Linked DNA regions of Homo sapiens: region 1 is linked to region 2. A link is an interaction called in ENCODE POLR2A ChIA-PET data of the cell type or tissue named here. Cell type or tissue: PC-9. All regions are shown on one strand. Each heading gives the region's core, and the rest is flanking DNA. Links, peaks and the distances in the headings are about the cores only.

Region 1 (2,921 bases), core at 108-2,607, 57 kb before region 2:
TTATTCTTTTTTACTTTTGGAAGCATATAAACAATGATACCCAGAAATAAAGAAGGTACAGAGAAATTTTCTTTGATTTCAGTGAGTCAATCAGCCAACAAATTTATTGAATGCCTTCTTTGATGATTACACTGTGATAGGTGAGTCCGTCTGGGGGAGCAGTTAGGAGTAATATGAAACTTAGGACAAGGATTCTCCCCTTAAGATAACTGTAATCAACTTCAGTCATAAAAATAAATCCAAATTTTAAATAAAACTAATTATCTCAGCACTTTGGGAGGCTGAGGTGGGAGGATTGCTTGAGTCCAGGAGTTCAAAACTGTTGTGAGCTATGATTGTGCCACTGCACTCTAGCCTGGGTGACAGAGCCAGACCCTGTCTCTAAAAAATAAAGCTAGGCCAGGCACAGTGGCTCACACCTGTAATTCCAGCACTTTGGGAAGCTGAGGCAGATGGATCACCTGAAGTCAGGAGTTCAAGACTAGCCTGGCCAACATGGTGAAACTCCGTATCTACTAAAAATACAAAAAACTTAGCCAGGCATAGTGGTAGGCTCCTGTAATCCCAGCTACTTGGGAGGCTGAGGCAGAAGAATCACTTGAATCTGGGAATTGGAGGTTGTAGTGAGCCAAGATGGTACCACTGCACTCTAGCCTGGGCGACAGAGTAAGACTGTATCTCAAAAAAAAAAATTTTTTTTTTAAATAAATAAAACTAATTAAACAAAAATACCAGACAACAGAGTCTTCACAAGTAAGATAAACTCTGACTTGAGCACTTAAGAAAGAGAAAAGTGGCCGGGCGCGGTGGCTCACACCTGTAATCCCAGCACTTTGGGAGGCTGAGGTGGGTGGATCACTTAAGGCCAGGAGTTCAAAACCAGCCTGGCCAACATGGCAAAACCCTGTATCTACTAAAAAATACAAAAATTAGCCTGGTGTGGTGGCACACACCTATAATCCCAGCTACTCAGGAGGCTGAAGCATGAGAATCACTTGAGCCTGGAAGGCAGAGGTTGCAGTGAGCTGATATGGTGCCACTGCACTCCAGCCTGAGCAACAGAATGAGACTCCATCTAAAAAAAAAAAAAAAAAAAGTTTATCCATGATAAAAGCATGAAGTAGTGTAGTGTGGCACAAATGAAAAGAAGCAGCCAAATGGCAATGGTGGGATAAACATGACTCAGTGACTAATTGGATATGGGGGGCAAGGAAGATGAAGTAGCCTGAAAATATGATGATAGAGTTGGTAAAAATAAGAAAGTCACATGGGATAGATGATGGTGTGTGGTTTTAGGCCTACAGAGTTTGCAGGAACCTCAAGATATCCCAGTGAAATGTCCAGCGGAAAGTTGTAGATTAGCCAGATCAAGGACACCTGGTACAAAGATAGATTCACTCTCATAAAGTTATTGGCCCCTGAAGAAACTGGTAATGCAGCTTTCTGTGGTCAACTACATTGTTCTTCACATTGCTCTGGGCATTGGCTGGCGTCCCAGGGCTGCTTTCTTGGTTGCTAATTTTTAAAATAATTCAAAGCAAATAATACAGGATTACATCCTTTTTTTTTTCACAAGGCTTTACTGGAAAGAAAATGATTACATTCTTATAGTAGAAATTCAAACCATAAAATGAAAGTTCTCATTGACCTTTCCCTTAATCTCCTCACCAGAAGTAGCACATGTTAACAGTTTTAAGTGTATCTTTTCAAACATTTTTCTGTGTAGTTGCATACATATGTGGTACACATGGAAATAGGTGGGTTTGTATTTGTTTCATGTAAGTGGAATCATGCTGTAGGTACCTTCAGCCCATTAGCAGCTGCTAAGGAAGGCTTACTGCCAATTTGCTGTAACTGTGGGAGACCCAGGCAGGGAGAGCTCAGCTGCCAGTTGCCAGTACATGTACAAGTTAAAATGATGCAAATTTCAGGGAAAAACTTGAATACTAGAAGGTTGACTAATGCATTAGGTTAAAGAGTACCTAGTGCCAGGTGGGTACTACATTGCATCTTAGTACCACAGACAACTTCCTCCTCCATTCTGACCAAAACATACCCACTCTTTTGGAAATCTTATTTTTGCTCTAATCCTTAGGGAGATAGATTCAAAGCCACTACTCCTCCAGTAAAGATTCGTTTTTTTAAAAATTGGATTTTACATTGCCTGAAGTTCTTAATATTTCTAGATTCTCTATTTCTATTTTTCATATCTTTTGTTCCAAATTTTACTTTTTCTCTCTATGATTTTTCATTCCAGTTACCTCATCTAGGAAGACCTGGAATGAGGGATTAGAGAGCAGATTTATGGTGGATATCTATTCATTGTATTTTGGTCAAAAGCTGCAGAAATTTTATTCTTTTGTATTTTAGTTCCCAGTTAAACCTTCCTAAAGCCATAGTAATTACATACCTACTTATAATAATGATTTACTTTAAAGCATATTTAAATATTGCAGCAACATGCATTTTATTTAACACAATTCATCTTTAAAGTTCTAACTGTGGGAAGCTGTATGTGTTCATAATTACAGTTTATTTGAATGTGTAGTATTTTTGGAACAGTGAAGCACCATACTTTGGGGGGTGAAATGAAAATAATTTATGTATTTTTAAATGAATCAAAGTTTTTCTTAATGTTCAGTATCTAGGATAATTTGAAAATTCATTGGTTCAGTTTTGTATCATAAGCTATGAATAAAAATATCTTTATACAATGGAACCTCACTTATGTGGTTTTCAAAATCCATCATGTGACCACCACCAACTACTTTGGTAATTGTGGTGATTAAATCATCTTTGAGAGATTTTTCTCTCATACCTTATTCCACACCAAATAATTTTTATGAGTAAGTGGAGGTATCTTTCACAGGGCCAGCTGAAAATGATTCATACTTCACCAACAACTAATTATAGTTATACTC
Region 2 (2,921 bases), core at 139-2,638:
ATTTGGGACTATGAAAAGATTTTGGAATTAGTGGTGATAGTTGCACAACTTTGTAAATATACCAAAAAATCACTGAATTTTGACCAAATTCAAGATTTGGTTAAAAATTTAGGGTATTTTAGGGTATGTGAATTCAAAATCAATAAAAATTAATTTTTAAAAAACTAATAAAAACAAAAAACCTGGCCAGAGTAATACATGTTCAAGTTGGTTGTAATAATATTGATGTAATAAAATTAAATTTGATGATCATATAATACAGAAAAGAAAGAAAATCGCTTTCCATCTGGGATGTCAAAATGTCCCTAATTCTATTATTGGAGAAACTGGTCCTTTAATTAAGGCATTGCCACTCCCAGATACCCTGTTAATAAGCAAATACATTTTTGCAAGCTTATCTAAAAAAACAGTATTGGTGGCCGGGTGTGGTGGCTCACGCCTGTAATCCCAGCACTTTGGGAGGCTGAGGTGGGCGGATCACCTGAGGTCAGGAGTTCGAGACCAGCTTGACCAATATGGAGAAACCTTGTCTCTACTAAAAATACAAAATTAGCTGGACGTGGTGGCATGTGCCTGTAATCCCAGCTACTTGAGAGGCTGAGGCAGAAGAATCACTTGAACTTGGGAGGCAGAGGTTGCAGTGAGCCGAGATAGCACCATTGCACTCCAGCCTGGGCAACAAGAGTAAAACTCTACCTCAAAACACAACAAAACAAAACAAAAGAAAACAAAACAAAACGGTATTGGCCATTCACTCCTTTCGCTAACTAGTCTGGTGAGCAGCAGTCACCTGTTAGGGCTTTGAGGAGAGAAAATGTGACAGAAAAGTTCTCCTCAATGTAGGTGGTTGATGGGTGAAGAAATAGTGGTGGGAAGGTAAGCAATGGTCAAGGAATGGGATATGTCATGCTAAGTCCTGGACAACTAGAGGGTAGCATCAGTGCTTGGAGTCTATGATAGAATGGTAAGGGGTCAGATTGTAGAGTAGGGAGAAGAAAGGAGAGGAGAGCAGCTGAGTGTCAAAGAAGGATGGAAGTCCTCAGAGAGTAGAAAAGTACTCACGCCACATTACCTCCCTTGTAACTGCCCTCAAAGTGGATCGAGGCTGTTACCCTCTTTCTAGAATCCTGCACTTTCTCTAAAAATTGATATCAACGACAAATATTAGAACAAAGCTAAATGATTAATGGTCCCTAAAACAAAATGGACCTTTTATCTCTCTGACAACACACTATTCTTCTTTGCTTATTAACTGCTGAACACACAGCTTACATTTCTCTTTGTTCTCCAAGTGGCACATGAAGAACTTTTTGAATTCTTGCCACATTACAGAATGACAGGATGGAGTTTCCTAAGTGCAGTGTGATGGGTAAGTCTGAGTTACACTTCTCAGGCAGCCAAGTACTAAAGTTCTCATTAAGTCAGCCCCTATTCCAGATAAAGAATCTTTTCAGAAAACACAATGAAAATGAATTATTTAGAAATTATATTTACTGGCCAGGTGCAGTGGCTCACACCTGTAATCCCAGCACTTTGGGAGGCTGAGGCAGGTGGATCACCTGAGGTCAGGAATTCAAGACCAGCCTGGGCAACATAGTGAAACCCCATCTCTACTAGAAATACAAACAATAACCGGGCGTGGTGGCGGGTGCCTGTAGTCCCAGCTACTACAGAGGCTGAGGCAGGAGAATCGCTTGAACCCAGGAGGCGGAGGTTGCAGTGAGCCAAGATCACACCACTGCACTCCAGCCTGGGCAACAGAGTGAGACTGTCTCAAAACGAAAACCAAAAGCCAAAACAAAAAAAAAAACAAAAAAAATGTTTTGGGATAAATTTGTCCTAGCCTTTATCTTTGCCCATGTAAATGACTGCCTATGAGCGATGACAGGTAAGTGGAATTAGCTACTATTTGAGTTAAGACCAGTTATGTTACTGAATGAGATGGTTATGGTTAGGTACTAAGATACAGTGCTAATAATATTAGCTGAAATGTACTGAGTGTTTACTGTGTACCAGAACTGGTTCTAAGTGTTTTACATTTATTAACTCATTCAAAGTTTTATAACCCTATGACATAGGTATAATTAATACCTCCATTTACAAAATGAGGAAAGTAAGGTCCTAGCCTGTTAGTGGCAACAGTAAAAAAAAAAAAAACTGCAAGGGGACCCCAAATTTAAAGTAAAATTGATAAAAGCAAGTGGGTTTAGTTACTCACCTCTCCCTAGAGATTCTCCTTTCAGTGTTAAAGTGAAGGTTCTGGGTTTTGTCTCATTTTGTCAACGTTAAGGTATGTTACTATAAATGCCTTGTCCAAAGGCCCCAGGACCATCATAATTCTCTGTGAATTCTGTGGGTGTAGATCTAGAATCTCTCAGACTAATGTAAATTCTGATGTTCTACTCTTGCTACCTAAAAGCCATGATAAGGATTTCTGATGGTATTCAGAGCAAGATGGCAAGCCATTTGAGCACTTTGAACAGAGGAGTGTCCTGACTTGGTTTTCGATTTTCACAGATCACTCTGGCTGATGTGTATAAAATAGACTGGGGCCTTGGCGCGGTGGCTCACATCTGTAATCCCAGCACTTTGGGAAGCCGAGGTGGGCGGATCACTTGAGACCAGCCTGACCAACATAGCGAAATTTAGTCTCTACTAAAAATAAAAAAATTAGCTGGGCGTGGTGGCACACGCCTGTAATCCCAGAGCCTCAGGGGGCTGAGGCATGAGAATCGCTTGAACCTGGGAGGCAGAGGTTGCAGTGAGCTGCATTCGCACCACTGTACTCCAGCCTGGACAACAGAGTGAGACTCCGTCTCAAAATAAATAAATAATTTTTAAAAGCCAGAATGGGATTAAGATAAGGATTGAAATAGAAAAACTAATTAGAAAGCTATTGAAATAGTCCAGGTGAGATGTAG

What was found. ChIA-PET counts read pairs that join two places held together with the same protein. Peaks named below come from ENCODE experiments on the same cell type or tissue, not always from the same donor. Only the 100,000 strongest peaks of a DNase experiment are listed, where the experiment ranks them.
Region 1: POLR2A ChIA-PET joins it to region 2 with 6 read pairs; 2 of 35 experiments call an interaction of 5 or more read pairs at or near these places.

The regions. Positions count from the first base shown.
Region 1 is chr4:165,198,421-165,201,341 of GRCh38, reverse strand. No RefSeq gene overlaps it. Among named protein-coding and RNA genes, the nearest start is that of KLHL2, 7.7 kb to the left of the region's middle. In PC-9, for the core only: no CTCF peak of the experiment used is centred there; a DNase peak (open chromatin) is centred at 1,431; H3K4me3 peaks cover 445 bases; H3K27ac peaks cover 1,718 bases.
Region 2 is chr4:165,141,232-165,144,152 of GRCh38, reverse strand. No RefSeq gene overlaps it. Among named protein-coding and RNA genes, the nearest start is that of TMEM192, 30 kb to the right of the region's middle. In PC-9, for the core only: no CTCF peak of the experiment used is centred there; no DNase peak of the experiment used is centred there.